2 separate regions of the Homo sapiens genome follow, and region 2 is linked to region 1. Evidence: read pairs that join two places in POLR2A ChIA-PET (ENCODE). Cell type or tissue: PC-3. All regions are shown on one strand. Links, peaks and the distances in the headings refer to the core of each region. The heading gives the core; the rest is flanking DNA. Region 1 has its middle 51 kb from the start of SPOCK3. Region 2 overlaps SPOCK3 (SPARC (osteonectin), cwcv and kazal like domains proteoglycan 3).

The links. Peaks named below come from ENCODE experiments on the same cell type or tissue, not always from the same donor. Only the 100,000 strongest peaks of a DNase experiment are listed, where the experiment ranks them.
Region 2: POLR2A ChIA-PET joins it to region 1 with 5 read pairs; 2 of 35 experiments call an interaction of 5 or more read pairs at or near these places.

Annotation. Positions count from the first base shown.
Region 1 is chr4:167,276,657-167,293,568 of GRCh38, forward strand. No RefSeq gene overlaps it. Among named protein-coding and RNA genes, the nearest start is that of SPOCK3, 51 kb to the left of the region's middle. In PC-3, for the core only: no CTCF peak of the experiment used is centred there; no DNase peak of the experiment used is centred there; H3K4me3 peaks cover 1,161 bases; H3K27ac peaks cover 1,555 bases.
Region 2 is chr4:167,195,908-167,212,819 of GRCh38, forward strand. All of the region lies in intron 2 of SPOCK3 (SPARC (osteonectin), cwcv and kazal like domains proteoglycan 3), which reads right to left. Among named protein-coding and RNA genes, the nearest start is that of SPOCK3, 30 kb to the right of the region's middle. In PC-3, for the core only: no CTCF peak of the experiment used is centred there; no DNase peak of the experiment used is centred there.

The DNA of each region.
Region 1 (16,912 bases), core at 4,754-8,753:
TGGGATGGCTGGGTCAAATGGTATTTCCAGTTCTAGATCCCTGAGGAATCGCCACACTGACTTCCACAATGGTTGAACTAGTTTACAGTCCCACCAATAGTGTAAAAGTGTTCCTATTTCTCCACATCCTCTCCAGCACCTGTTGTTTCCTGACTTTTTAATGATTGCCATTCTAACTGGTGTGAGATGGTATCTCATTGTGGTTTTGATTTGCATTTCTCTGATGGCCAGGGATGGTGAGCATTTTTTCATGTGTTTTTTGGCTGCATAAATGTCTTCTTTTGAGAAGTGTCTGTTCATGTCCTTTGCCCACTTTTTGATGGGGTTGTTTGTTTTTTTCTTGTAAATTTGTTTGAGTTCATTGTAGATTCTGGATATTAGCCCTTTGTCAGATGAGTAGGTTGCGAAAATTTTCTCCCATTTTGTAGGTTGCCCGTTCACTCTGATGGTAGTTTCTTTTGCTGTGCAGAAGCTCTTTAGTTTAATTAGATCCTATTTGTCAATTTTGGCTTCTGTTGCCATTGCTTTTGGTATTTTAGACATGAAGTCCTTGCCCATGCCTATGTCCTGAATGGTAATGCCTAGGTTTTCTTCTAGGGTTTTTATGGTTTTAGATCTAACGTTTAACTCTTTAATCCATCTTGAATTGATTTTTGTATAAGGTGTAAGGAAGGGATCCAGTTTCAGCTTTCTACATATGGCTAGCCAGTTTTCCCAGCACCATTTATTAAATAGGGAATCCTTTCCCCATTGCTTGTTTTTCTCAGGTTTGTCAAAGATCAGATAGTTGTAGATATGTGGCGTTATTTCTGAGGGCTCTGTTCTGTTCCATTGATCTATATCTCTGTTTTGGTACCAGTACCATGTTGTTTTGGTTACTGTAGACTTGTAGTATAGTTTGAAGTCAGGTAGTGTGATGCCTCCAGCTTTGTTCTTTTGGCTTAGGATTGACTTGGCGATGCGGGCTCTTTTTAGGTTCCATATGAACTTTAAAGTAGTTTTTTCCAATTCTGTGAAGAAAGTCATTGGTAGCTTGATGGGGATGGCATTGAATCTGTAAATTACCTTGGGCAGTATGGCCATTTTCACGATATTGATTCTTCCTACCCATGAGCATGGAATGTTCTTCCATTTGTTTGTATCCTCTTTTATTTCATTGAGCAGTGGTTTGCAGTTCTCCTTGAAGAGGTCCTTCACATCCGTTGTAAGTTGGATTCCTAGGTATTTTATTCTCTTTGAAGCAATTGTGAATGGGAGTTCACTCATGATTTGGCTCTCTGTCTGTTGTTGGTGTATAAGAATGCTTGTGATTTTTGTACATTGATTTTGTATCCTGAGACCTTGCTGAAGTTGCTTATCAGCTTAAGGAGATTTTGGGCTGAGACAATGGGGTTTTCTAGATACACAATCATGTCGTCTGCAAACAGGGACAATTTGACTTCCTCTTTTCCTAATGGAATACCCTTTATTTCCTTCTCCTGCCTAATTGCCCTGGCCAGAACTTCCAACACTATGTTGAATAGGAGTGGTGAGAGAGGGCATCCCTGTCTTGTGCCAGTTTTCAAAGGGAATGCTTCCAGTTTTTGACCATTCAGTATGATATTGGCTGTGGGTTTGTCATAGTTAGCTCTTATTATTTTGAAATACGTCCCATCAATACCTAATTTATTGAGAGTTTTTAGCATGAAGGTTGTTGAATTTTGTCAAAGGCCTTTTCTGCATCTATTGAGATAATCATGTGGTTTTTGTCTTTGGTCCTGTTTATATGCTGGATTACATTTATTGATTTGCGTATATTGAACCAGCCTTGCATCCCAGGGATGAAGCCCACTTGATCATAGTGGATAAGCTTTTTGATGTGCTGCTGGATTCGGTTTGCCAGTATTTTATTGAGGATTTTTGCATCAATGTTCATCAAGGATATTGGTCTAAAATTCTCTTTTTTGGTTGTGTCTCTGCCTGGCTTTGGTATCAGGATGATGCTGGCTTCATAAAATGAGTTAGGGAGGATTCCCTCTTTTTCTATTGATTGGAATAGTTTCAGAAGGAATGATACCAGTTCCTCCTTCTACCTCTGGTAGAATTCGGCTGTGAATCCATCTGGTCCTGGACTGTTTTTGGTTGGTAAGCTATTGATTATTGCCACAATTTCAGCTCCTGTTATTGGTCTATTCAGAGATTCAACTTCTTCCTGGTTTAGTCTTGGGAGAGTGTATGTGTCCAGGAAATTATCCATTTCTTCTAGATTTTCTAGTTTATTTGCGTAGAGGTGTTTGTATTATTCCCTGATGGTAGTTTGTATTTCTGTGGGATCGGTGGTGATATCCCCTTTATCATTTTTTATTGCGTCTATTTGATTCTTCTCTCTTTTTTTCTTTATTAGTCTTGCTAGCGGTCTATCAATTTTGTTGATCCTTTCCAAAAACCAGCTCCTGCATTCATTAATTTTTTGAAGTGTTTTTTGTGTCTCTATTTCCTTCAGTTCTGCTCTGATTTTAGTTATTTCTTGCCTTCTGCTAGCTTTTGAATGTGTTTGCTCTTGCTTTTCTAGTTCTTTTAATTGTGATGTTAGGGTGTCAATTTTGGATCTTTCCTGCTTTCTCTTGTGGGCATGTAGTGCTATAAATTTCCCTCTACACACTGCTTTGAATGTGTCCCAGAGATTCTGGTATGTTGTGTCTTTGTTCTCATTGGTTTCAAAGAACATCTTTATTTCTGGCTTCATTTCGTTATGTACCCAGTAGTCATTCAGGAGCAGGTTGTTCAGTTTCCATGTAGTTGAGTGGTTTTGAGTGAGATTCTTAATCCTGAGTTCTAGTTTGATTGCAGTGTGGTCTGAGAGATAGTTTGTTATAGTTTCTGTTCTTTTACATTTGCTGAGGAGAGCTTTACTTCCAAGTATGTGGTCAATTTTGGAATAGGTGTGGTGTGCTGCTGAAAAAAATGTATATTCTGTTGATTTGGTGTGGAGAGTTCTGTAGATGTCTATTAGGTCTGCTTGGTGCAGAGCTGAGTTCAATTCCTCGGTATCCTTGTTGACTTTCTGTCTCGTTGATCTGTCTAATGTTGAAAGTGGGGTGTTAAAGTCTCCCATTTTTAATGTGTGGGAGTCTAAGTCTCTTTGTAGGTCACTCAGGACTTGCTTTATGAATCTTGGTGCTCTTGTATTGGGTGCATATAAATTTAGGATAGTTAGCTCTTCTTTTTGAATTGATCCCTTTACCATTATGTAATGGCCTTCTTTGTCTGTTTTGATCTTTGTTGGTTTAAAGTCTGTTTTATCAGAGACTAGGATTGCAACCCCTGCCTTTTTTTGTTTTCCATTTGCTTGGTAGATCTTCCTCCATCCTTTTATTTTGAGCCTATTTTTGTCTCTGCATGTGAGATGGGTTTCCTGAATACAGCACACTGATGGGTCTTGACTCTTTATCCAATTTGCCCGTCTGTGTCTTTTAATTGGAACATTTAGTCCATTTACATTTAAAGTTAATATTGTTATGTGTGAATTTGATCCTGTCATTATGATGTTAGCTGGTTATTTTGCTCATTAGTTGATGCAGTTTATTCCTAGTGTCTATGGTCTTTACATTTTGGCATGATTTTGCAGTGGCTGGTACCGGTTGTTCCTTTCCATGTTTAGTGCTTCCTTCAGGAGCTCTTGTAAGGCAGGCCTGGTGGTGACAGTATCGCTCAGTATTTGCTTGTCTGTAAAGTATTTTATTCCTCCTTCACTTATGAAGCTTAGTTTGGCTGGATATGAAATTCTGGGTTGAAAATTCTTTTCTTTAAGAATGTTGAATATTGGCCCCCACTCTCTTCTGGCTTGTAGGGTTTCTGCCGAGAGATCCACTGTTAGTCTGATGGGCTTCCCTTTGAGGGTAACCCGACCTTTCTCTCTGGCTGCCCTTAACATTTTTTCCTTCATTTCAACTTTGGTGAATCTGACAATTACGTGTCTTGGAGTTGCTCTTCTCGAGGAGTATCTTTGTGGCGTTCTCTGTATTTCCTGAATCTGAACGTTGACCTGCCTTGCTAGATTGGGGAAGTTCTCCTGGATAATATCCTGCAGAGTGTTTTCCAACTTGGTTCCATTCTCCCCATCACTTTCAGGTACACCAATCAGACGTAGATTTGGTCTTTTCACATAGTCCCATATTTCTTGGAGGCTTTGCTCATTTCTTTTTATTCTTTTTTCTCTAGACTTCCCTTCTCGCTTCATTTCATTCATTTCATCTTCCATCGCTGATACCCTTTCTTCCAGTTGATCGCATCGGCTCCTGAGGCTTCTGCATTCTTCACGTAGTTCTTGAGCCTTGGTTTTCAGCTCCATCAGCTCCTTTAAGCACTTCTCTGTATTGGTTATTCTAGTTATACATTCTTCTAAATTTTTTTCGAAGTTTTCAACTTCTTTGCCTTTGGTTTGAATGTCCTCCCGTAGCTCAGAGTAATTTGATCGTCTGAAGCCTTCTTCTCTCAGCTCGTCAAAGTCATTCTCCATCCAGCTTTGTTCCGTTGCTGGTGAGGAACTGCATTCCTTTGGAGGAGGAGAGGCGCTCTGCTTTTTAGAGTTTCCAGTTTTTCTGCTCTGTTTTTTCCCCATCTTTGTGGTTTTATCTACTTTTGGTCTTCGATGATGATGATGTACAGATGGGTTTTTGGTGTGGATGTCCTTTCTGTTTGTTAGTTTTCCTTCTAACAGAGAGGACCCTCAGCTGCAGGTCTGTTGGAGTACCCGGCCGTGTGAGGTGTCAGTCTGCCCCTGCTAGGGGTGCCTCCCAGTTAGGCTGCTCGGGGGTCAGGGGTCAGGGACCCACTTGAGGAGGCAGTCTGCCTGTTCTCAGATCTCCAGCTTCGTGCTGGGAGAACCACTGCTCTCTTCGAAGCTGTCAGACAGGGATATTTAAGTCTGCAGAGGTTACTGCTGTCTTTTTGTTTGTCTGTGCCCTGCCCCCAGAGGTGGAGCCTACAGAGGCAGGCAGGCCTCCTTGAGCTGTGGTGGGCTCCACCCAGTTTGAGCTTCAGGGCTGCTTTGTTTACCTAAGCAAGCCTGGGCAATGGGGGCGCCCCTCCCCCAGCCTCGCTGCCACCTTGCAGTTTGATCTCAGACTGCTGTGCTAGCAATCCGCGAGACTCCGTGGGCGTAGGACCCTCTGAGCCAGGTGCGGGATATAATCTTGTGGTGCATCGTTTTTTAAGCCTGTCGGAATAGCGCAGTATTCGGGTGGGAGTGACCTGATTTTCCAGGTGCCGTCCGTCACCCCTTTCTTTGACTCAGAAAGGGAACTCCCTGACCCCTTGCGCTTCCCAAGTGAGGCAATGCCTCGCCCTGCTTCAGCTCGCGCAAGGTGCGCGCACCCACTGACCTGAGCCCACTGTCTGGCACTCCCTAGTGAGATGAACCCTGTACCTCAGACGGAAATGCAGAAATCACCTGTCTTCTGCGTCGCTCACGCTGGGAGCTGTAGACCAGAGCTGTTCCTATTCGGCCATCTTGGCTCCTCCCTCCTAGTATTTGTTATTATTTTCTAGGGTTTAATATTTTTATAATGCATATTATGAGTGAAAGGGAAAATTAGCCACATATTTTAATTTAAAGAAAGATGATGAGTCATTTAGTTTTATAAAAGGTGTTGGAAGAGAAAGCATTCAGCTGGTGATTACATTTATTGGCATAAAAATCTAGCCTGACTCAACCCATCACTAAATTCTGGGTGAATCATTAAGTAAAAAACAAACACAGGAAACAGAAACACAGCATTTTCCTACTAGTATGTCTAAAAAATATTCTTGGAAATATTGCAGATAACTGATGTGAAAAAATTACTAGGCAATTATATTGTATAAAAAATAAAGTAGAGAAGGATAAAGTCAAAGACAGTTTGTAGGAAGAATTAGTAAAGGAAAAACTGAAAGAAGGAGGAAGGAAGAAAAGGAAGAAAAAGAGAAAATGATACCTCAGACTCACATTTTGATATATTACAGAAAGACTATGCGGTCATACACATTGTCTTTTCTCAGTGTGATTTGTCATTCCTGGTGTATGTGCATTACTCAGAATTTCAGGTCTGAGTCAATAGAGTATATCTTGAAAAACAATAGGTGTTTTTGAATGAAACAAATTAAATTTGTTTTTGAATGAAAAAGAGATTTTTCATGGCTCTAGCATTTAAACACTTCTCCAGTCATATCTATTTTCTTTTTTTACCATCTCTCCTTAAAGGATATTATCATATTTTTTCAAAACCCACGACAGTTTTGACCGTGATGTAGACATATACCATGACAATATTAAGAAAATATGTTGACAGAGAACTTGGACTTTCTTTTTTAGGGGTGCAGTTTTCTTTAAAACATCCATGTGATTAGAGTCCATTGTATTTTAATACAAGCAAATTGTGATAAACATAGTTTTTTTTCAAGTATCTATAGCTTTAAAATTTAAGATATTTCTAAAGCTTCAGACTAATGGTCAACTACACAGAAAACATATTTTCTGGTAGTTCTTACATTGTGGGAAATCACTGGGATTTCAACTAGAAAACTTAAATTCCAATTCAAAGCTTGTGACTAAAACCAGCTGTGAGCTTTTGACATATGGTTTGGCTTCTGTGAACAAGAAGCTAATGAAATATTGTTGAAATTGAATGATTAAACCCAATGTAAAAATGAGTGCCCAATGTAATCATTAATAGTAACATTTTCTTAAATTACACAGGCCATTTTAAAAATCAATATAATAAAAATTCATACATAGAACCACAACCAACATATGATTATATGTGGCATAAATATAAATTCTAAAAGGCAAATCTTAGTATAATGAGAAGAAATTCTAAAATCCCCACCCTGATGGCTTAGAACGGTGACTGTCATTTCTCTAGCGTTGGTTCAACAGTATTTATTTTCAAAAGTCACATAACTTTGCTGGAATGTTAACTTAGGTCCTGCAAATTTCTTAAATATATTTTAATATAAATGATTATTATATATTGCTTTGTAAAATTTCACATAGGGTTATTGCAATCTTAGGACATATCATCATGTAACTTGACATTTAAGAACTCCATGAATAAGTAGTTTGTCTTCCTCTACTAACTGTTCTGATTCTTAATTACTTGAAGGATGAGCAAACGATTGCTTATTATATGAGGCATAACTATTATTAAAGATCATTATTAGAACCATAGATATTAGAAATAGAAAGGACTTAAAAGTTAATAAAGTTTTTCTCATTTTGCAATGAAAAAAATGAGAACCTCAGGGGTTAATAGATAGACGCATAGTTGTACAACTAATGAAATGGCAGAGCCAGAAGTATATCTAACTTTTAAAAAAAAATTTTTACTTTAAGTCCCGAGATACACGTGCACAATGTGCAGGTTTGTTACATAGACATACGTGTGCCATGGTGGTTTGCTGCCAGTATTCACTATTGACCCATCCTCTGAGTTCCTGCCCCTGGCTCTCCACCCCCCAACATGCCCTGATGTGTGTTGTTCCCCTCCCTGTGTCCTTGTGTTCTCATTGTTTAACTTCCACTTATGAGTGAGAACATGTGGTGCTTGGTTTTCTGTTCCTGTGTTGGTTTGCTGAGGATGATGGCTTCCAGCTTCATCCATGACCCTGCAAAGGGCATGATCTCATTCCTTTGTATAGCTGCATAGTATTCCATGATGTATATGTACCATATATTTTTATCCAGTCTATCATAGATGGACATTTGGGTTAATTAAATGTCTTAGCTATTGTGAATAGTGCTGCAATAAACATATGTGTGCATATGTCTTTATAATAGAATGATTTATGATCCTTTGGGTGTATACCCAGTAATGGGATTGCTGGGACAAATGGTGTTTCTGGTTCTAGATCCTTCAGGAATCACCATACTGTCTTCCACAGTGGTTGAACTAATTTACATTCCCACCAACAGTGGAAAAGCATTTCTATTTCTCTACAGCCTCAACAGCATCTATAGTTTCTTGACGTTTTAATAATTGCCGTTCTAACTGGCATGAGGTAGTTTCTCATTGTGGTTTTGGTTTGCATTTTTCTAATGATCAGTGATGTTGAGCTTTTTTTCATATGTTTTTTGGCCGCATAAATGTCTTCTTTTGAGAAGTGTCTGTTTAAATCCTTTACCCAATTGCGATGGGGTTGTTTGTTTTTTTCTTGCAAATTTGTTCAAGTTCTTTGTAAATTCTGGATATAAGACCTGTGACAGATGGGTAGATTGCAAACATTTTCTCCTATTCTGTAAGTTGCCTGTTCACTCTGATGCTAGTTTCTTTTGCTGTGCGGAAGCTCTTTAGTTTCATTAGATCCCATATGTCAATTTTGGCTTTCATTGCAATTGCTTTTGACATTTTTGTCATGAAGTCTTTGCCCATGCCTATGTCCTGAATGGTATTGCTTACGTTTTCTTCTTGGGTTTTAATGGTTTTGGGTTTTACATTTAAGTCTTTAATCCATCTTGAGTTAACTTTTGTATAAGGTGTAAGGAAGGGGTCCAGTTTCTGTTTTCTGCATATTGCTAGCCAGTTGTCCCAGCACCATTTATTGAAGAGGAGATCCTTTTCCCGTTGCTTGTTTTTGTCAGGTTTGTTGAAGATCAGATGGTTGTAGATGTGTGGTGTTATTTCTGAGGCCTCTGTTCTGTTTGTCTGTATGCCTGTTTGGCACCAGCACCATGCTGTTTTGATTACTGTAGCCTTGTAGTATAGTTTGAAATCAGGTAGCATGATGCCCCCAGCTTTGTTCTTTTTGCTTAGGATTGTCTTGGCTATATGGGGTCCTTTTTGATTCCATATAAAATTTAAAGTAGTTTTTTTCTAATTCTATGAAGAATGTGAATGGTAGTTTGATGGGAATAGCATTGAATCTGTAAATTACTTTGGGCAGTATGGCCATTTTCACAGTATTGATTCTTCCTATGCATGAGGATGGAATGTTTTTCCATTTGTTTGTGTTCTCTCTTATTTCCTTGAGCAGTGGTTTGTAGTTCTCCTTGAAGAGATCCTTCACATCCCTTGTTAGCTGTATTCCTAGGTATTTTATTCTCTTTGTAGCAACTGTGAATGGAAGTTCACTTATGATTTGGTTCTCTTTAGTCTGTTCTTGGTGTATAGGAATGCTTGTGATTTTTGCACATTGACTTTCTATCTTGAGGTTTTGCTAAAGTTGCTTATCAGCTTAAGGAGTTTTGGGGCTGAAAATCATGGGGTTTTCTAAATATAGAATCATGTCATCTGCAAATCGAGGCAATTTGACTTCCTCTCTTCCAATTTGAATACACTTTATTTCTTACTCATGCCTGATTGCCCTGGCCAGAACTTCCAATACTATGTTGAATAGGAGTGATGAGAGAGGGCATCTTTGTCTTACGCCAGTTTCAAAGGGAATGCTTCCAGCTTTTTCCCATTTAATATGATATTGGCTGTGGGTTTGTCATAAATGGCTCTTATTATTTTGAGCTACATTTCATCAATACCTAGTTTATTGAGAGTTTTTAATTTGAAGCAATGTTGAATTTTATCACAGGTCTTTTCTGCATCTATTGAGATGATCATGTGGTTTTTGTCTTTGGTTCTGTTTATGTGATGGATTATATTGCTTTGCGTATGTTGAACCAGCCTTGCACGCCAGGGATGAAGCTGACTTGATTGTGGTGGATAAGCTTTTTGATGTGCTGCTGTATTTGGTTTGCCAGTATTTTACTGAGGATTTTAGGATCGATATTCATCAGAGATATTGGCCTGAAATGTTCTGTTTTTGTTCTGTGTCTGACAGGTTTTGGTATCAGAAAAATGCTGGCTTCATAAAATGAGTTAAGGAGGAGTCCCTCATTTTCAATTGTTTGAAATAGTTTCAGAAGGAATGGTACCAGCTCCTCTTTGTACCTCAGGTAGAATTCAGCTGTGAAGCTGTCTGGTCCTGGGCTTTTTTTGGTTGATAGGCTATTAATTAATGTCTCAATTTCAGAACTTGTTATTGGTCTATTCAGGGATTCGACTTCTTCCTGGTTTAGTCTTGGGAAGGTGTATTTGTCCAGGAATTTATCCATTTCTTCTAGATTTTCTAGTTGACTTGCATAGAAGTAATTTTAATATTCTCTGATGGAAGTTTGCATTTCTGTGGGGTCAATGGTGACATCCCCTTCATCAATTTTTATTGTGTCTATTTGAATCTTCTCTCTTTTCTTCTTTATTAGACTTGCTAGTGGTGTATTTATTTTATTTTATTTTATTTATTTATTTTGAGATGGAGGCTTGCTCTGTCGCCCAGGCTGGAGTGCAGTGGCGCGATCTTGGCTCACTGCAAGCTCCACCTCCCGGGTTCACGCCATTCTCCTGCCTCAGCCTCTCAAGTAGCTGGGACTACAGGCACCCACCACCACATCCAGCTAATTTTTTGTATTTTTAGTAGAGACGGGGTTTCACTGTGTTAGCCAGGATATTCTCGATCTCCTGACCTTGTGATCTGCCCGCCTTGGCTTTCCAAAGTGCTGGGATTACCGGCGTGAGCCACCGCCCCTGGCCTATTTTGTTAATTTTTTCAAAAAAACAGCTCCTGGATTCATTGATTTTTTTGAAGGTTTTTTTGGGTCTCTAAAGCCTTCAAGTTTGTTCTGATCTTAATTTTTGCTTTCTGCTAGCTTTTGGATTAGTTTGCTCTTGCTTCTCTAGCTCTTTTAATTGTGATGTTAGGTTGTCAATTCGAGGTATTTCTAGCTTTCTTATGTGGGCAATTAGTGCTATACATTTCCCTCTTAACACTGCTTTAGCTGTGTCCCAGATATTCTGGTACACTGTCTTTTTGTTCTCATTGGTTTCAAAGAACGTCTTGATTTCTGCCTTAATTTCATTATTTTTTCAGGAGTCATTCAGGAGCAGATGTTCAATTTTCATGTAATTGTGTGGTTTTGAGTAAGTTTCTTAATCTTGGGTTCTGATTTGATTGCACTGTGTTCTGAGAGTGTTTGTTATAATTTCAGTTATTTTGCATTTGCTGAGAAGTATTTTACTTCCAATTATGTGGTCAATTTTAGAGTAAGTGCCATGTGGTGCTTAGAAGAATGTATATTCTATTGATTTTTGGTGGAGAGTTCTGTAGATGTCTATTAGGTCCACCTGATCCAGAGCTGAGTTCAAGTCCTGGATATCCTTGTTAATTTTCTGTTTCACTGATCTGTCTAATATTGACAATGGGGTGTTAAAGTTTCCCACTATTATTGTCTGGGAGTCTAAGTCTCTTTGTAGGTGTCTAAGAACTTGTGTTATGAATCTGGGTGCTCCTATATTGGATGCATATATATTTAGGATAGTTAGCTCTTCTTGTTGAATTGATCCCTATACTGTTATGTAATGCCTTTCTTTGTCTTTTGTGGTTCAAAGTCTGTTTTTTTCAAAGACTAGCTTTGCAACCCCTGCTTTTTTTTTTTTTTTTTTTTTTTTTTTTTTTTTTTTTTTTTTGCTTTCCATTTGCTTGGTAAATTTTCCTCCATCCCTTTATTTTGAGTCAATGTGTGTCTTTGCATGTGAGATGGGTCTCCTGAATAGAGCACACCGATGGATTTTTTGACTTTTTATCCAATTTGCCAGTCTGTGTCTTTTCATTGGGACATTTAGCCCATTTACATTTAAGATTAATACTGTTATGTGTGAATCTGATCCTGTCATCATGATGCCATCTCGTTATTTTGTGCATAGTTGACGCAGTTTCTTCATAGTGTCATTGGTCTTTATATTTTGGTGTGTTTTTGCAGTGGCTGGTACCGGTTTTTCCTTTCCATATTTAGTGCTTCCTTTAGGAGCTCTTGCAAGGCAGGCCTGGTGGTGATGAAATCCCTCAGCATTTGCTTCTCTGGAAAGGATTTTATTTCTCCTTTGCTTATGAAGCTTAGTTTGGCTGGATATGAAATTCTGAGTTGAAAATTCTTTTCTTTAAGAATATTGAATATTGGCCCCCTAATCTCTTCTGGCTTGTAGGGTTTCTGCTGAGAAGTCTGCTGTTACTCTGATGGGCTTCCCTTTGTAGGTGACCTGGCTTTTCTCTCTGGCTGCCCTTAGCATTTTTTCCTTCACTTCAACCTTGGAGAATTTGATGAATATGTGTCTTGGGGTTGATCTTCTTGTGGAGCATCTTAGTGATGTTCTCTGTATTTCTTCAATTTGCATGTTCCCCTGTCTTGCTAGGTTGGGGAAGTTCTCCTGGATAGCATTCTGAAGTGTGCTTTCCAGCTTGTTTCTGTTCTCCTCGTCTCCTTCAGGTACTCCAATCAATCTTAGGTTCGGTCTTTTTACATAGATCCATATTTCTTGAAGGCTTTGTTCATTCCTTTTCATTATGTTTTCTTTAATATTGTCTTCGGATCTTATTTCAGCAAGGTAGTCTGCATACACTTATGGCCTTTCTTTCGCTTGGTTGATTCAGCTACAGATACTTGTGTAAGCTTCACAGAGTTCTCGTGCTGTGTTTTTCAGCTGCATCAGGTCATTTATGTTCCTCTCTAAACTGGTTATTCCAGTTAGCAGCTCTAACCTTTTATCAAAGTTCTTAGCTTCTTTGCATTGGGTTAGAACATGCTCCTTTAGCTCAGCAGAGTTTTTTATTACCTATCTTCTGAAGCCTACTTCTGTCAATTCGTCCATCTCATCCTCTGTCCAGTTCTGTGCCCTTGCTGGAGGGTCATTGCTATCATTTGGAGGAGAAGAGGCATTCTGGCCTTTTGGGTTTTCAGCATGTTTTTTGTTGATTCTTTCTCATCTTCATGACTTTGTCTAGTTTTGATCTTTGAGGCTGCTGACCCTTGGATGGGGCTTTTGTGGGGACTTTTTCTTTTTGTTGTTGTTGATGCTGTTGTTGCTTTCTGTATGTTTGTTTATCTTTCAATGGTTAGGTCCCTTTTCTGTAGAGCTGCTGTGGTTTGCTGGGTTTTCTCTTCAGGCCCTATTCATCTGATTTGCTCCCACGCCTGTAGATGTCACTCAAGAAGGTGCCTCCCTTGACTGGGGGGTGGGAGCTCTTCTGCCCTCTGTGACTCTCAGGTGGGCCATGGCACCACATTGCTCTTCCTTCCTTTCCATGGATCATACCAGCCGCCTAGTCAGTTCTGATGAGAAAACCTGGATAGCTTGGTTGTTGGGGCAAGATTCACATGCTATTATGGTTCTTTTTGATGGAAGCCTCTGATCGCCGCTCCTTCTTGTCAGCCATCTTGCCCCACCTACCTTTTCTAACTACTAAGGATTCTTTTTACTTCTCCTAGAACTTTTTAACTACTCTAAGCTCTTCTCTAGATATTATAGGTAGCTTCCTTGGAAACATGATTATATTTATTATTCATAATTCTTTCATTGATTGGCTTAACTTTCATTTAAATCATTCATTTGAAACAATTGAAATCTAATGAAATCATCCTAAATTAAAATGGTAATACCACATCAATAAATTTGTCATTTATTGTTCATCTTGGAATACTCTTAGCCTCTTCACATAAAACGTGTTAAAATTAAAATTGTAAGAGTTATTATCTATTTTTCATTTTTATTTATGATTATTAATAAGAGGAATAGATTATCTTATGACTTAGCATAATGTTGGCTTTATACTCATGTGAAACACTTAGTTTATTACTACTCCTACTACCTCATATTTCTAGTCCTAATGTTGTCATAACGGTAAAAACTCTATCTGGTTCATCCTCAAATATCATTACCATCTCTGAAACACTCCAGATAACATTTGCACCATATAAAGAGAACAATACAATTTCATTTTAAAGTAAAATATATTATGCATTCCTGCTAAAATGTTTAAATCATGTAAAATTCATGGAATGTTAAATGTTTACTAGCTGACCAAACAAACATTGCAAATGGAAAACTCATTAATATATTTCTAAGTATAAGCAGAAAAAAATGTCATTTCCATACATTCTAAAACTTTTATTCTCAATGGAAATATTTTCTCATTCTCAAGAGAAAATTATTTTTGTAGTACAATTTTAAAGGGAGTTCAATTATTTAACCTTTGTGCTGCAATTGTTAGTGAATTGAGATTTTTTTTTATGGACACAGTAACATGTGAGGAATATTCTAAATTTATCATTAAAAATAGTATTTTGTATATATCAATAGAACTACTGTTATGAAAAAAAAAAACACTTAAAAAAAGTCACACACTGAAATCTTACCATTTTTCCTGGTGTATTTAGTAAAAGAGTGCCCCCTTGTGATTTCTGAATACTTATACAACAGTGAGGTCTACTAATCCTGGGGAAAAATTTTTAATTAAGAAAAAAAGGCTCCTCTCATCCTTAAAATACAACCAACACTTTATTTTTGCACATGAAACTATTTTAAGTTTAAATTTATTTTACTGGAAGTAGAAAAAATTTATTTCATGGAGATTTATCAGAAAGCAGTTTTAAGAAAACCACTAAACATTCTAGGACGCCAGCTCACAGAATGCATATACTGCTGCTGTTTTCCATTTTTATGCCCACGTAGGTGGCTCTCTAGAGACAGAACACTGTTTCTAGAGAATAAAGCTGCTGAGCTTACATTGATTGGAATTTTCCTGACAGTGCAGCATAATTCTGACATGTTTTGTGCTTATTCTTCATTATGAACCTAGGACACAATACATAGGGCCATATGTTCCTCTGAGTCCTCAATGGAACTCCCAGGGATACCAGCAGGCAGTTGTGTAGATCCAAGAAACAGCAAAGCTCATATTGAGACTGGGAGTGTCATGACTTTGGGAGCTTTGGCTCATGCATATCTGAAACACTGGAGAACATTCGATATACCATTAACTGAATGTGGTACCAATGAGAAATTATGAAATTAAGTTAATGGAAGACTGGGGATTTAATATAAAATTACTAGGCTAATTTTACCACTGTTTACACTCAGTCAATAATTTATTAGCAATGTAGCTAATTAAGGTTGCAGAGTATCATACTTCTCTGGAAGGACAAAAAATATTTATATGTAATAGAATAGCTTAGTTTGAAATAACTTTTGACTCTCCATTTCTAACCATGAAAAAAAAATCTCTCAATTTAGTTAGCCAAAAAATAATATTGAAGGACAAAATAATGGTTTGGTAGAATAAAAGGGTGATTGATAGATCGGGGAGGCAAAAAAGAATATTAGCTTTTCCAGTTAAAGCCAATTTGTCAAAAGTAGACCAACTTTTTTAGGCTACTTGTAATAAAAGTTGAAAATATAAACAACTATATGAATGTTAGATATTTTTCAGATTATTCAAATTTCACAGTCATCAAAAAATAGAACTTGTAGATGAAAGTACAAGAAAAAGAAATCCGTTTCCTGTGAACATTTCCCTAGACCTGAGTTTCTCAACAGAGGTGGAGCAGTTTTACTCCCTGGGACATTTGGCATTCTCTGAAGACATTTTTGATTGTCACAATAAGGTGGACGTGTTCCTGGCATCTACTGAGTAGAGGCCATAAATGTTGCTAACCATCCTAGAATGCACAGAATAGTTCCCAATAACAAAGAATTTTCTGGTCCAAATAGGTAGACTTAGAATTTTAGATTTTAATAACCTATAAGGCCTTACCTTGCTAGATTTTGTATGCTCCTTTGCATAATTCTTCATTTGAAATCAGGCTGACAGTGGAAGTTTGTGATAGGAAGAACTTGGCTTACAAATATTACCATTCCTTTTTTACTTAAAAACATTTCTACCAATGTGTAAAATATCCTACAACAGATATTTTTCTTAAAAAACTGTGTAAAGGAAAATTATTAATGAATATGTAGAATCCAAGGTTTATCACTCTCTCAGTACTCCATCCCAGTCTCCCACCCTGACCTTCAGATATTCGGGATGGGGTCCAGAAATCTACATTTAAATAATATACCCAGGTGATTATCCCACAGGTGTTTGTAGACTACATTTTGAAAAATGCTACGCAGATTCCCCTGAAGATTCTCATCAGTAAAATATTCCTTTATCTTTACACAAAATTATTTTACAAATTCCAGTGCTCAATATGGGGCATATTTAAACTTGTTTTCTTGTTTCTCTCCCTGGCAGAGAAAAGTCTACAAACCAGCTTTACCTTAAGTAGAGAAACATGGAGGGAGAGAAGGCAGGGAGATAAAAATAGATTTAAAAACTAGGTATCTGATTACATGTAAGGAAATAGAATACTTTGTTTTTGTTGTGTATTTTTAATGATCAAAGTTTCTGAGAGTTTGGAACAGAATGCAAGACAACATTGGAAATCATAGACCAAGGGGTGACTTTGAGTACCTTCTAAGTGTTAGAGAAAATTTTAATATATTTTTAAATTAGCCATTAATTATTCCTATTTTTAGTTTTCTAGCATAAAACAAAATAAGACAAACCCACCTAGTCCCTATACTCAATCATTAAAAATGAAATTGTAGAATTTACTTGCAAATCTCTAATGAATAAGCCACATTTTTGTTATTTCACAGGGCATGCTATCAAAATGACCAGTAACATATCTATGAAATACTAATGTCATTCATTCAATCTCAAAGCATGCAATTTAGACATCATAAATACAACCACGATAATTTAAAAACAACACTAACAGAGCTGTGTACAACTTTGAGGGGAAAGTGACTACCTAAATGATGCAAACAATTTACCTTGAGTGTTTTCTCAATTGAATCAAGCTTTACAGTTAACCAAATAAGAATCCATTTAGAGATTTGCATTAATCAGCATGAGAAATCTTGAAACAATGCCATTATAAAGGAATTTAGCCTTCAGAGCTTACTATATAATTTAAGATTCCATCTGACAAATGTATTAAACTGAACCAAAATGCAAATCCCTAGAATTCTAATCAACTTGGAGGAAAATTACTACTAAGTCTACCCATTTTGCTAACAGAATTATATATATA
Region 2 (16,912 bases), core at 8,634-12,633, 77 kb before region 1:
GTTACTATTGCTGGGGGAAATACCCAGTGGGGAGCCTCCTATTCTGTCGTATTGCTGATGTCACTCTCAAAGAAATTTTAGATTACCATAATCCTCTTCTCCATATTTAATTTAGTGTATATTCTATCAGTTCTTTTGTAATGCATTTATATCTACTGATTTTTAAGAAAAAATTGTATCATACAGAGCATACTCTGTGTATACTCAGAATGCTTGCAAAGAGTATATACTTTGCAACCAATTTGTATTCATTTAAAAATATACCAAAAGCTACTATATCGTGTTTAATGCCTAGCACCCTGGTATATAAATATACCAAAATATTCCTCTTATGTTGTACTTGCTTGTATTTTGGGGTTTTATTTTCATTTTCATTATTTCATTAAACTACACAGAACTGCCAACATTAACACGTTTGTTGTATTAGTTATCTATTGCCATGTAACACATTATCCACAAATATAAGAGCTTAAAACAACACTCATTCATTAATCTCACACTATCCATGTGTCAGTAGTCTGGACACAAACTTCACTAGGTCCTTAAATCAGGGTTTCAAATGGCTGTAATCAAGGTGTCAACCAGCTGCATTCTTTTCTTTCTTTCTTTCTTTTTTTTTTACATTTAGAGTGCCTTACTGAATTTATTGATTCCGTAAGTTTACATCATCTGTTTACAAGATGAATCATCTGTCTGAAATGGTGGCTGAGTGTAGCTGCAGACCTCATATTTTGTGCAGCTGCATTCTTTTCTAGAGTTCAGGGTTCTCTTCTGAGCTTTGATGTTTGTTGACAAAAATTAATTTCTTTGCTATTGTAGGAGTGAATACCTCATTTTTTATATTATCAGGGTCCACTCTTGACTCCTAGGAGCCACTCACAGTTGTCAGATGGTCCTCACACAGGCCCTCTCATATACTGGCAGCTTGCTTTCTCAAGGCCAGCAGGACAATCTTTTCCCACAGTCTGCCTAAATGGAATTTTATATACTATGGCATTATCATAGTATATATGATTTATTTTTGCCATATAACATTATCTTTGCCATATAACAGAAGCTAATCATGGGAATGACCTTCTATTACCTTTATCAAGGTTTATTGTTGAGAAGCATATCACAGTTTCCACCTACACTTAAGGGTAGAAGTTAATACAAAGGTGTGAGGGTGTGACTCATTGAGGGTTACCTTAGGGTGCATCTACCAGGCTTGGGTCAACTCTGGGTAGCCATGATAATTTACCCAACCTTGAATTTCTAGCCTTGGGATGGATTATTACACACATTTTTGTTAAAGCTTTCATGGGTGCTTTCAATTTGCCTTTATCAGAGGTCAAATTAAGTTTCAAATCTACCTAAATGCAGAATTGTGCACAGTTGTATAAATTCACCAATTTCAATAATATAGATTAAGGAGTACCTTCTCAGCTACTCAAAAATGATACTAAATGCAAAACAGACAAGTTAAACATCTATAAAAGTAGAAATTATTTTAAATTTACACATTTTAATTCATGACGTGAAATTTAGGCTATTACTTATAAGGTAGATGAAATTAGAACAAAAGTGAAAATAAACTAATGGAAATTTAAGTGTGAGAAATCTATAGTTCATTAATTCTAAATTTGTACATAAATGCTCAAAAGTTAAGTTTCCTTAATATTATTTTAAGATTGTACTCGAATGTCTTCATTGCCTTCAACCAGAAAAAAAAAAAATCCCACAAAAGTGGGAATAAACTTGTGAAATTTAAAGTTAAAATAATTAAGAAACTGGACAAAAATCAGGTTTGCCCCAATTAGCTATTTCCACTTCCACGCTCATCTGATGTTATGTTTTAAGTTTGTGTTCAAAAAATAAGCATGAAAAATGAAGTGAATCCCCAATGGCCTTTGCAAGAAAGTATTTTGATCCTTACAAAAAACATTATTTTCTTCATTACCATTTATAAAGGACAGATCCAAACTGTGTAAGGCAAGCCTGCAGAAGACACCTCATTCTCTCCGATTCCAAAAGGGCCAACCAATGTGTGGCTTTGCAACATTCTTGACAACAATTCCACTAAGTTGCTGATGTCGCTTGTCTCACTAAAGAGTGTGCCTTCTATTCTTTTGTGTTTGGTCCATCTTTATGATATATAAAAAATCTATGTCCATGGCTGTATTTAATTCCCTAAAACAGAATATAGCTGGAATCAGATTATACATATTTTTAGCCAACCATAGTAATATGGGTCTTGAAAATATATTTTCCTCTTGAAAATAAGAATGTCAAAATGGAGCTACGATGAATGAGATCCATTTGGTGTTATTAATACTATCATAAACTTCTTGTTGCTTAGTATCAAAAAAAATTAAAGTCTTTCTGTGGAGGTTCCTGTCACAACCCCCAAAGCCAGACTAGAATATCTGGAATGGCTATGGCCCTGCTAGATGACATCCCTATGTGATAGTTTGGTTATAGATGTCTCAGAGCTTTCTGGAGGAAAATAGTGAACTCCCACCTTGTTGAAGTTATAGCTTCTCTAAAAAGTAAGAGTTAATGAATCCCATGTCTACGCAAATATGCCCACACATACATCTAAAATGACCAAATGTCAATTAGATGTAGAAGTACCAAAATCTGCATTTGGTTGATACAAGGCCAGTATATACAATCTACAATTGGGATATTGCTCATAATAATTTAAAAAATTAGGAAAGAACATACTTTTTTGTTAGTTTTTATTTGTGTTTTTCTTTTATTTTGTAACGCTGTTTCAGATCTCTTAGTGTCCATGCTTTGAATCCTACCTCATCTCTTTGCCCAGCTCAGTTTCTGAGAACGATAGTTCAAATCTGATAACAGATTTCAGCTCACTCAAGGGCAGACTTTTACAGCAACCTACTTAGGTTACAAAATTAAACTCAATAAATTTGTCTCTAATGTAATAGATTGGAGCAAAAGTAATAGATTTAAATCCTATTTAATCAGACCTATAATATATGATTCTTAAGTTTATTTATTAATTTAAGAAGCTCCAGAAAACATATTAGGTAGTAGCTAAAAACACCCATCATTTTTTATGGAAAATATCCCATTATTCATATTGCATTGGCCATAAGTATATTTTTGTGTACATAATAAAGTGATCACTATTTGTATAGACTCATCAGAAAAACAAATCAGAAAAGTAAAAATTGCATTCAAGTTACTTGAAAGCAGCACAGCACTGATTGATGCCTGAAATTTCTAATACATAAAGTCACAGAAATCATTGTTAGTATAAAAAATTTCAAGGAAGTATATTAGTTATGATCCTCAATATGCTAAATATTTGTTTGTGTGTGTGTGTGTGTGTGTGTGTGTGTGTGTGTGTATTTAGTAGATGTAGTGTTCCCCAGACACCTCTTCAGGTATCTGATTCCCCAGCTGTGAGGTGTGTTAGCTGCTGATGGCTTATAGGTGAGATATTCTCCAGGTATTGCCTTCTGCCAATGGCAGCTGCCTAACCCAAAGGTACACTCCATCCCTGGGTTACCCATATTCAAATACTAGTCAATGTGCAAGAACAAAGACTGGCCCCTTGCCTCAAGAGATTGAATTCTTAAGAGCCATTTTAGCTCCACAGTTCTTCATGTGATTGGTTATGACAGCTGCTGTGAATTCATTCTAGGTCAGCTTCTTCCTCTACTCAGTTCTCTCGCCTTGTCCTCTCACAGATGTTTGCAAGAATAGCCCCCAGGAAAACTCTTCCATTCAAATCTGAAAGCTGGTTTTCTGTGAAACCCAACTTATAATGTGTGAAATAAATAATAATAATAATAATAATAATAATAATAATAATAATAATAACTTTAAGTGCCAATACAAGTATCTATGATTATCTCTGGGTAATGAAATCATAGAAAAATTTTTCTGCACTTTCCTGTACTTATCATATGTACTATTCTAAACTCTGAGCATCTTTACAAATTTGGAAAAAATAATCCTTCTTTAGAAAAATTCTACAAATAAATAAAAAAATATGTAATTACTAAAAATGAAAAAAACCCATGAATAATATGTAATCTATTTAATAGTGAATGTTTGACTGAGAAAACAGAAGACATAATAGTTGCTTTGAAATGTTGGCATAATTACTATATAGACAAGAAAGTACTTTTTTAAATTTCTGAATTTCTCCAGAAGGGAAACTCAGCAGCAGCATATGAAATTTGTTCCATAGATATTACTAAAAATACAATCAGGTATTTTTCAATAATCACTGCTTGCAGGAAAATTCAGGATACAAAAGATAAAATATGAAGGGGATTCATTTACTTGATGGATTGAAATCCTGCTTAAACAGATGATCAGCTTAGATATTTCTATGTATTCAAAGAAACACAACAGCATCTACTGTTAAACACATATGACTAGTGTAGAAATTAAAATCTAGTCTATTTCACTGACACAGGTACAATACTATTAAAAAATATACCCTTTATGTTGTTTAAGGATGGCACATTAGATTTCATTAACTAAATTTACAGGTTGAAATTACAAAGTACGGCAAGGAGTACTATACTGAAAAAGCAATGGGCTCCATCAGCCACTAGATACACCATAAAGTGCTCTCAGCAAACAATTTTTTCGTACATTTCAAACCTAAGCATTTTACTCTAATAACATACATATAATATTACAACTGATAACAGCTATGAATAGGAAAGTCATCAGATAATGAGCAGATACTAAGGAGCAAGAGAAGGTCAAATGAAGTAAACTGCCTCCCCAGAGTTGCTGATTTCACCATCAACAGGGCTCCCACAAGATTAACTATCAATTTCTAACCTTGGAAGTTGAGAAAACAAGTTGGAAATTCTGTTGAGTTATAACACGTCACTTTATTGTAAATGTAGGAGAGTAAAACACTATTTATTGTATTAAAAACAAAAGTACCTGGAAATTTTGGTTGGCAAAGAAAGAAAGTGTATCCTTTTGGTATGGCATTCTTTATAGCAATTCATCCCAAACACATCTCTTCAGCAGAAGCCACCCACTGTTGTGTATGCGGGCACACCAGCTATGATTAAACAACTTAATTTTACCTCTTGCTGCATAGGTTATTAAAGCTTCTCATCACACTTTAAAACAATTGAGCTGAGTAAAATTTCTTCCTTAAGATACTGGCAATTTCTCTTTGGTGGCATGATGGATAGAAAAACAGGGACAGAGATGGAAAGAAAAGAGAGATAATTTAAGTTCTAAGAGAAAAGTCAAGAGAAGAAAAATAAACATGCATTCCTTTAAGAATTAGGTAAGAACATAAAAAATTTGAAAATCAAAGCTATACTGTATTATCTCTTTTCAACAGTAGTAACAACTATGATTACTGTACATTCTTATAAAATTATGATGGATTAAAACTTATTTGAAATAATGATGATGATTGATGATAATATTTTCCTCAGTCATTAAAAGAAATAATGTAGAATACATAATCCACATCCCAAAATTCTACAAAATATATGAGAATTGGGAAGACAAAAATATGGAGGCTATGAGCTCAGAAGCTGTCATATCATCCTTAATATATCTAATGCACTTCTTAAATTGAAATCCTATTTATTATTATTGGAAATAAATATCTCAAAATAAATGCATGCCTGCTTTTGCAAGAGTAATACTGTCTAATTAATAAAATGCTTGTATAAATTTATGTAATTATCAAGGTGCAAATATATATTCCCACATAAATATATGCATATTAAAAACACATTTACTGAATTATAGCAGAAGAAGAAATCACCTTTTTTTTTTTCTTCTTTAATGACTACTAATGTGGGACAATTTCTAAACCAAACATTGCATCTGGTAGTTCTGTGATGTATCTAAAGTTAGCAGTATTGTAGGAGAATGAAATTTAAACTAATGTATCTTCTAAGGATCCTAACTAAAGAAATTTAGAGTTATACCTGCAGACCTTTCTAGAATAAACCAAACTGATGGTATGATTTATGTATGACTTCTTTTGGAGCAAATTTTTCAGTTTTATATATTGTTATCATAAACTCAAGAAAATATAATTACTGTTCTTCACCTTTGTTCACCTTCATGACATTTAATTTATAGACCAGAATTTATTGATTGTTTGGTCAACTGAATACACTTAGGCTTCAAAAATTAAGTGTAATTTATTAAATAACAGTATAGAAAATGTTGTTTTATAATTTTAAAACCACTGTTAGTACTACCTGCTTCACCTACTCCAAATATAAGTGTTTGGATTAAGTGTTAAACTTCACTCTTAGATGCCATGTCCTGCCTGCACACTTGAAACAATGTAATTTTCATCAAATTTTGTTCCAATTATGCAGTTCTATATCAGCAGTCTCATAGCAGCAACTGCAATCTATTATTTATGCAAATCACATAGGAATTTTGATTAAAGTAGTATATACAGAATCACTTTATAGTCTTTATAAAGGTTTATATAGACATGAGAGAAAGAAAAAATAGATTGTCTACATGACAGTTTATGCAAAGTGTATAAAATATAGTCAGCTTTGTGAAAGTGACCATTTTAACTAGTTAGCAGGTATCATTAAAACACACTTGCTATACCTGGGATTGGGGCATTTGGGATTACCACATGCATCCTAGCATTTATGCCACAACCACTTTAAATAACCCAATTGTTACTATTTGCAATGAAATTAACTGTTATAATTCTCCCTCTGATTTTTTAATACTTCTATTACAAACCATGTTGCCAATCTCAACTGTGAAGGGTAGAGATATGACTGCATCACCTTCCACCCATGAAATAAGGATCTCTTTATACTTTTGATAAATGAACTGTTCCCAAAATAAACTTATGTGTATTCAATAAAAAAAAAAACTATGGAGATTGCTTTTTTTCCCCTATTCATGCATTCTTAGCTCAAAACCAGATGTCAGCAATATTAAGATGTAGATAAAGGGGAATACTAAACCATTTGGCCTATATTTAAAGATATTTAATAGTAATTTTTTCTCTCCACTTAAGCATTCTTTTGTCATTTTTATGTTTCTTTTATTTGGTTTTTTAAAAAGTAAATATTATAAAATAATAATCATGTTCTTTTGATATTTGTATTGATGCATACACAATTAAAACCTGATTATTCCTAATGTGTGAATAAATTATAAAATATTTAATTAGATGAAGTCATGACTTGACACTCCAAAATTCTTTTCAGCTATTAATGAATTTCTGTATTTTGTGTTTACTGTTATAATGTGAAAATATTACTTACTGATTTTTTTAGTAAGGCTTATGAGTAGTATTACTACAGTAATATAAGGTCATGAAAAATTGTATGTATTAGAAATCCAATGTTAAAGAAGCAAACCACTTCCATTTTGTATAATAGCTTCTACATAAACTTTCTAGGGATTTTTTTAGTAAATAAGCAAACATCTTACCTATATACATATTTTAAGTTACATTATTTAATTGTGGTAGAGACTTTTGGATGCCATTACAGCAGACTTTCCCAAATATCTTCTTTTCTGTTAAAGTGCTAAAAATAGCAAGTATTAATACTCCTTGAAACCAAGGCAAAGAATGTATGACCCAATATTTGTCACTGAAACCTGAGATGAGACTGCTTAGGAGATCACAGAAAAGATATTTCTATCTGATTAAAAAAAAAAAAAGACAGAAAAGAAAGGTAAAGCAATGAGGAACCGTCCTCCCTGCATTTGGATGTGGCTTTCTGGGAATGTAATGCCTTGAAGCTACAACAGCCAATTACGACCTTGTAGAAAAAACTATGAATGACAATCTTGCTGAAGATGTGGAGTAAAAATAAAGAAAAAGAGTGTAGCCCTTGAAAAATTCCCTGAGAAATGAAATAACCAATCCTGTCACAGCTCTACACATATGAGATAAAAAATATTCTTATAGTTCAAACCACTTTTAGCTGCATTGCCTAATACTTGCAGCTGGAAATATTCTAAATGATACACTACTATTTAAGGCAAGGACTGTTTCCCTGTAAAATTTCTAAAATAATATATTCTAACATTTCTGTAGCAGAAACTGCTTGTTTTCATTTAATACCCATTCTTTCCTTGTGATAGTTATAGAACCTCTAGTTTTAGATGTACACACAGCTATAAGATTTGGCTTCCTGATCCCTTTGTAACTATGTGAACGCATATCACTAAATCCTAGCAAAACAGGTATGAGTGAAATTGTTGTATACAACTTCCTAGGTTGAGCCCTGCAAAGTAATCCTGCCCTTCCTCCTTTCCTCCCCTTCCCAATGGCTGGAATATAGATGTCGTGGCACAAGGAGGGTGGCTATCATAAACCACTGGATAGAAACTCTCTGGATACAAGGGTGAAACAAAACAACAAAGAAAAAACTTGTATCCTCCTGTATTAGTCTGTTCTCACACTGCTACGAAGAAATAGCCGAGACTGAATAATTTATAAAGAAAAGAGGTTTAATTGACTCACGTTCCACACATAGCTGGGGAGGCCTCAGGAAACTTACAAGCATGGCGGAAGGCACCTTTTCACAGGGCAGCAGGAGAGAGAATGAGTGCCACCAGGGGAAATGCTAGACACTTATAAAACCATCAGATCTCATGAGCACTCATCCACTATCATGAGAACACCGTGGGGGGACCACCCCATGATCTAATCACCTTCCACAAGGTCCCTCACCCAACATGTGGGGATTACAATTCGGATTACTATTCAAGATGAGATTTGGATGGAGACACAGAGCCAGACCATGTCACCCCCACACTGTGCCATTATCAGAACTCTCTTTGGTTAATTAGGCTTGAGTTGTTACATGAGAAAAAAATCATCTTCTAACCTTTTAAAGTCACTGTTTTTTTTCGGGGTGGGGGGCGACGGGTCTTTGTTATAGGAACAGCCTTTGTCCTAATGAAAATCATATTTATTTATTTATTAGAAATCGGGTCTTGCTCTGTCACCCCATACTTGAGTGTAGTGTTACTACCACAGTTCACTGCACCTTTCGACTCCTGGGATCAAGCAATCCTCCTCCCTCAGCCTCCTAGGTAGCTATGTCTATGGGTGTTGGGGGTCGTGCACAGTACCATCACCAGCTATTTTTTTTTTTGGTAGAGAAGGTGTCTTTCTATGTTGCCCAAGCTGGCCTTGAACTCCTGGCTTCCCACCACCGTGCCCCAATGGGCTGGGATTACAGGCATGAACACTCCATGCCTGACTGAAAAAAAAAATACATATATATATATTTTATATATATATAATATATATTATATATTATAGATATTTTATATCTATAATATATATTATATATTATATATTTTATATCTATAATACATATTATATATTATATATATTTTATATCTATAATATATATTATATATATTTTATATCTATAATATATATTATATATTTTATATATATAATATATATTATATATTATATATATAATATATATATTATATATTTTATATATATAATATATATATTTTATATATAATATATTATATATTAAATATATAATATATAATATATAATATAATATATATTATATAAATATATAGAATTTATTTTATATATAATATATAATATATAATATATATTATATAATATATATTATATATATTATTATATAATATATATTATATAATATATAATATATATTATATATATAATATAATATAAAATATATTTTCTATAATATATATAAAATATCTATATATATTTTCCTGAGACGGAGTCACTCTGTCACCCAGGCTGGAGTGCAATGGCATGATCTCAACTCACTGCAACTTCTGTCCCCGGGGTTTAAGCAATTCTCCTGCCTCAGCCTCCGGAGTAGCTGGGATTACAGGCGCGCCACCATGCCTGGCTAATTTATGCATTTTTAGTAGAGACGGGTTTTCACATGTTGGCCAGCCTGGTCTTGGAACTCCTGACCTCATGATCTGCCCACCTCAGCCTTCCAAAGTGCTGGGATTACAGGCATAAGCCACCGCATCCAGCCCCAAAATAATTTTTAAATAGGAAAACTGCTTAGGTTTTTATTTTGAGTTTAAATTTGTTGAAATAGTTTAGAAAATAATCTTGATTTTTCAATTTAGTTAATGTAACTACCTGTACATTCCTATTACATTCCTATAATTTTAGATTTTTTAAAGAAGTATGTTTATGAACTTTGGGAGGACGGGGAGGGTGGATCACTTGAGGTCAGGAGTTCGAGACCAGCCTAGCTAATGTGGTGAAATTCCATCTCTAGTAAAAATACAAAAATTAGCTGAGCATGGTGGTATGCACCTGTAATCCCAGCTACCTGGGAGGCTGAGGTAGGAGAATCACTTGAACCCGGGAGTCGGGGGTTGCAGTGAGCTGAGATCTTGCCATTGCACTCCAGCCTGAGCGACAGAAGTGAAACTCCATCTTGAAAAATAAAAAAAAATAAGTATGTTTATGTATGTTGCATACACAAATTGAACCCTTAAATCCTGAAGAGAAAATAACATATATGTGTATAAATATATATATCTGCAAACAAAATTTAATGAATTATTCTTATTAAATGACAGCTGATTCAAAATATATAAGAATTACATTAAAAAATAAAACTATTATGTTGTTTAAAAAGTTCATCAGCAAGAATGACTTGTGGCACTTTTCTCAACAAATATATGTTTGCTTTGGTAGCTAATGAGTCTTGAGGAAAACTAAATATTTACAGTGAAATATGAGCTATTCAGTTCAAATGAAATATTATATCAACTGAACACAATAAAACTCCATCTTAAGACTCAAGTAATTCTGTTAACAGATACCAATTTTTTTTTCTTTTTTCTTTTGTTTTGTGATGGTCCTGGACTTGGAGATTTTTAGTGTAATGAAAAACTTATGTTGCTGAAAATTATCAAAACTAAATGACTAAGAGGCCAGCTGCCAATTTGAAAGTAGTCCATAGAAAAAAAATCTGTTATAGGATACAAAGTTACAACTAGATAGGAGAATAGGTTCTAGTGTTCTATAGCACTGTAGGATGACTATAGCTAGAAGGACATGGAATGTTCCCAACACAAAAAAAACGATAAATGTTTGAGATGATGGATATGCTAATTACCCTGATCTTATCACTATGTATTGTATGTATTTAAACAATACTGTGTACCCTATAAACGTGCACAACTATTACGTGTCAACTATAAAAATTAAATTAAATTTTATAAAAATAAACTATGGATTTTGTCTATAAGTTGTTTTTATTTATTTGAAATAAAATTACCTGAGAATGCATAGGTAATAAGTATTGACAGATGTGTTGATTTACTGTTTATATAATATTGTGATTTATTTAAACTCTTTGACAATAAACTATTACTTTGACAAAATAAACACCTGCTTATAGAGGTAAATGAACATTCCAATACTACGACTCTCAGAGTCCTACCATTATGACTTTAGAAAGATTTATTTTAGAAAGATTATATATTAACAGAATACTGTCTAACTTTCTAATAAAAAAACTAAAAAAAATGTAGGAAATAAAAATAATATTTTCAATTACTACATCATATGTCATGTATTTGGTGTAAAATCACTATAGCTTTATATTTTTAAAACATGAATCTTTAACTATTTTAAACAATGAATAGCATAATTTAAAACAATGTTGTTTATTCATTTATTACCTACAAACCCACCATCTGTAGCCCTATTTAAAATATTTCTTCTAATATCTCATTTTAAATCTTGTGAAGCATGTTAGACAATTTTTGAATAATAGTTAATACAAATGTAAACCTATTTCAATAAGTTAATATGCAATTATAAGTTTTGGATCACTCATTTTCTGAACTACATAAGGAGATATACCTAATGCTAAATGACGAGTTAATGGGTGCAGCACACCAGCATGGCACATGTATACATATGGTAACTAATCTGCACATTGTGCACATGCACCCTAAAACTTAAAGTATAATAATAAAAAAAAAAAATTCAGTTTCAGATTGTCTCTGCTAACCAAGAATTGAGCCGCAATGCTTTTCATTACATGACAACGCATTTTAATGCTAAGCCAAGGAAGCCTGTTGTGTAAATGGCCTTCTGAGCTTCTCAGGTACTTGATACTCTTACTCAGGGCTCCATCTGATTTGAAGACCACCCCTACTCCCAGATTCCTAAGTATTTGGCAAACACTTTCTCATTCCTCAATACTGTGCCAATGAAACCTCTTCTATAAGAAATTTTCCAACTGAAAAGATGAAGGTAGTTCCCTTAAAATATTTGTCTTTGAATCACCATTGCCGAAAAGTGGGAAAAAAAAACTGGTCGGGGGCAATTTCTTAGAGATTTATTGAATGATAAGTAAAATTAAAATGGTATAATAACAACAACAGAGGTAACATTTGTTTCAATTATTTGTAGTTTGCTATTTTATTCATAGTTGTTCCCTCTGTGAGCAGAGATATAATAGGAAATGTAGTTGGTTTATTTTATTTTGGAGCATTATTTCTCTCCAAATAGTTACAGACTCAAGTCGCTTACTTTTAGGAAAATTCTTTGTAATTTAGGAAATCAGTAGAGAACACTGACTAAGATCTTTGGCTTCAGAGTCAAACAGGCCAAATCTAAGACTTACTAGCTATGTTATCTTGGGCAAACATCTTCAATTCTCATTCTAATATTCCAAATTTAACTGGTCTTTATTTTTTTTCATTTCTATTCCATTACTCCTTGTTGAACTAAGCACATTTTTGATAACATATTTACCACCTGATGATAGTAAGCTGAATGACATTTGATTTAGATTTTTGTTTATACATGTAGATCTGCTAAAAATATGAGAAAATATTTCTGTAAATTTAGCATGATTTTATCTGTGAAAAGGAATAGTGATTATTTTGTTAATATTTAGCAAGGAAACTTTCCTATAAAAGTTACAACTAATGAGAATCTTAAAACAATATCTTGATAAGGAAAACATTAAAATCCTGTTAACAGCTTAGAGTTATATTTGTTTGCAATCACTCTTTTCAAAAATTACATATGCTAGTTAACTATTTATTTGTATTTGCACATAGATCACTAATAGTGAAATATCTTTTTTGTCATTTTAATCTACAAATGAAGTGGATGAATATATTATAATTCAATTATTGTCTTGTTTGCTGTACAACAATCACAACTACTAGAGTCACCACTAAAGACAGAAGGGCATCTGCAATTTAGTTTCAATAAGCCAAGAGAAAGGTAAAATGGCTTTTGTTAACATTGTGCTTCTCGGACTGGGGTTCCTGTATTGGGTGCCATGATATGGAATGTTCCATGTTACTGGAAATGTAGTGGTTTCTCCTGAACTCCCAATATATCAGTTTTCTAAGTAATATTTGAAAATATTATTTTTAAATTGAAGCAAATATGTTTTTTGATTCTTAAACTAGGTTTTGATGGATGAGTAGAATTTTTCACTAGTACTAGAATGGAACAAAATGCAAAAGGCCTATAAATTTTAAATAAAAATGATATTTCAAAGATATTTCACAATGCTAACACTGAAGAATTTTTCAATCTGATATGGTATGGAAATGAATCATGTTTTCTGTGTTTGGAGGCTAGAAGAAAATCTTTCATGTCTTTGTACGTCCTATGTTCAAAAAATCCCCACTTTCCTTAAAGAGCTCCTGTTGCCCTATCTAGAATACACATTTTCCTCAGTTCTCATTTTCTCACTTAAATAGCCAGATTATAAAATGTGGATGGATGCACCAGCCATTACATAGAAGATCAATAATTGTGTACTGCATTACCTGAGAATGCAGGAGCATGTGCTTAGAACACTAGCAAATTGGGGACACTCAGACAACTGGGGACACTCAGACAGTTACAATATACAAAAAAAATTTTTAAACCTTAGTGAATTTTGTATTTATAGTTTTTCTAAAATAATGCAAAGTAGACATCATGGGAAAAAAAGCAGAACTTAATGGGAATTCCTTATACTAATTTCTCACTCTGCTTTCTATTTTGAATCAAATATAGGGCAGTGAAGGGGGACATCACAAGTTGTTCAGGTAGCAACAACTGCAAAAGTCTTCCTCTGACTTTGTGGATATCCATCAAAATCTGTCAAGGAGGCAATTGTAGGAGCACTCCTTTGTTTATGAAAATCATCAGCTTAGCAGGTTTTGGAAATAACTTCAGATCCTAGTCCTAACAATTTTCAGTCTCCTCTGTCTTGACTCTCTATCATTCACAATTTGTTTACGCACATTTAATTTCTTATACCTATGGAACATGCCACGTACTTTTATACCTCTATAACTTTGCATGTGTAGATCCCTGTCAGGTATGCTTTCTTCCACCTGTTCAAAGAACAAACTCTGCTCATTCATCAAAACACAGATTGAGTGTCATGGACTCTGTGAGGCCTTCATTGAATCACCTCCCACTACAGATGTAATTTGCATGTACTTATCTGACTTCCATTGTCACAGTGCATTGAATCATTATTCAACATGTCAATCTTTTCAACTATCACAAGGATTCTTCAGGGAGGAGATGGTACGTCTTGGGTAGTGGGCTAAAAGTGGCACACATGATTATTTAAAAACAAAGAGGTCTTTTCCTCTTTACTGACATGCTTTCAATCTCAATGATTATTTAATATAAATTCTATAAATATTAAAAGATAAATGTGTGTATTTAGCAAAGAAGGACTTTAACTTTATATAGATGAAGAATGTTTGTTTTTGAAATGATATATTTTAGCAATTTATTTTCTAAAGTGTTTTCTCATACATTTGATTGCCTGATATTCATAATAATCCTCTCATTTCCTGAAAAAACAAATATCATTCTCATTTTTAAAGGCTGAGTCATACAAATATATGACTAGCTCGAGAGCAAAATAGGTAAGTGCAGAAGGCTCTCTCTCTCTGTGTATCTCTCTCTATATATATGCAAACACATTTTTAATTTAATATCTGATCACATATTTCAGTTATTGCATAGACACTTCTGATTTACTGGAAAATGATAGATCCTGCATATTTTGGAAAACATGCTTAATCTAAATGTGGTTTAATTGCTAAACAATGAACGATTTTTTAAAGTTCAACTTAAGTTATAAATTATGTAATTGATAATGACAGAAAAAATGATTAACATATGTTATGTACTTAATATACATAGTTGCATCAGCATGACCTGGATGTGAGACATAGGGTTAAAGGAGATCATTTTGGAGCTTTAAGATTTGACTGCCCCTTGGATTTCGGACTTGCGTGCGGCCTGTAGCCCCTTTGTTTTGGCCAATTTCTCCCATTTGGAATGCGTGTATTTACCCAATCCCTGTACCCCTGTTGTATCTAGGAAGTAACTAACTTGCATTTGATTTTACAGGCTCATAGGAGGAAGGGAACTTGCTTGTCTTAGATGAGACTTTGGACGGTAGAGTTTTGAGTTAATGCTGATATGAGTTAACACTCTGGGGGACTGCAGGGAAGGCACGATTGGTTTTGAAACGTAAGGACAAGAGATTTGGAAGGGGCCAGGGGCGGAATGACATGGTTTGGCTGTGTCCCCACCTAAATCTCATCTTGAATTCCCATGTGATGTGGGAGGGACCCTCTATGAGGTAATTGAATCATGGGGGCAGGTCTTTCCTATGCTGTTCTCGTGATAGTGTATAAGTTTCATGAGATCTGATGGTTTTAAAAAGGGAAGTTTCCATGCACAAACTCTCTTCTCTTGTCTGCCACCATGTGAGACATGCCTTTCACCTTCTGCCATGATTGTGAGGTCTCTCAGCCACATGGAACTCTAAGTTCATTAAACCTCTTTCTTTTGTTAATTGCCCAGTCTCGGGTATGTATTTATCAGCAGCATGAAAAAGGACTAATACATGTACATATTGGAACATAGTAAATATGGTACTTTTCATTTTAACAACAGACAAAAGCATACTTTTAATCAATTGTTTTAGTGAAGCAATTTTCCTTTGCTGAGCTATGCAGATATAAAACAGAAACTTCAAGACCTATTTGCATTACTATTTACCAAATTGTTCAAATTGCTATACAATGGACAGTGTAAACATACTGACTCCAGCATCATTAGGCAAATCTCTGACCACTATTATCTGTTTGTCTGCTTATTCTGGCTTTCTGGAAAATAATGACAATAATACCTACAATACAGGGTTGTTATTAATATAAACAAACACATAATAAATGACAAAACCAGTTCTAATATATGCCTTTACTCCAAGGCACTACACTCTGTGTTGTGTTCATTTTAGATTTTTCAGTACAGTTTTGTTTTGTTTATTTGACTTTTTAAAAAAGATTTACTTTTTTTTTTTTGAAACAGAGTTTCTTTCACTCTTGTTGCCCAGGCTGGAGTACAATGGTGTGATCTCGGCTCACAGCAACCTCCGCCTTCCAGTTGCAAGAGAATTTCCTGTCTCAGTCTCCTGAGTACCTGGGATTACAGGCGCCCAGCACCATGCCTGGCTACTTTTTGTATTTTTTGTAGAGCCGGGGTTTCATCATGTTGGCCAGGACTGGTCTTGAACTCCTGACCTCATGATCCACCCGCCTCGGCCTCCCAAAGTGCTGGGATTACAGGCGGGAGCCACGGCGCCCAGCCAAAGATTTATTCTTATACCTCTGAATATAGACAGAAATCTGGACTCAAGAAAATTTTGATGATTTTAACCTAAACCATATTTTTCTATTCCTATTGCTTTGATAATAGCACAAGTTGTATCTGTCTCAGTAAACTTTAATGTAATTCAGAGAACCAACAGCCAAGGGACACATTTCTCCACCCACTACATCATAATAGAGAACAGAAATCACATTCAATTCAAAATACATTTAGAGTCATTTCAAAATTGATAAAGTACATTTTTCCAATTTGCTTACA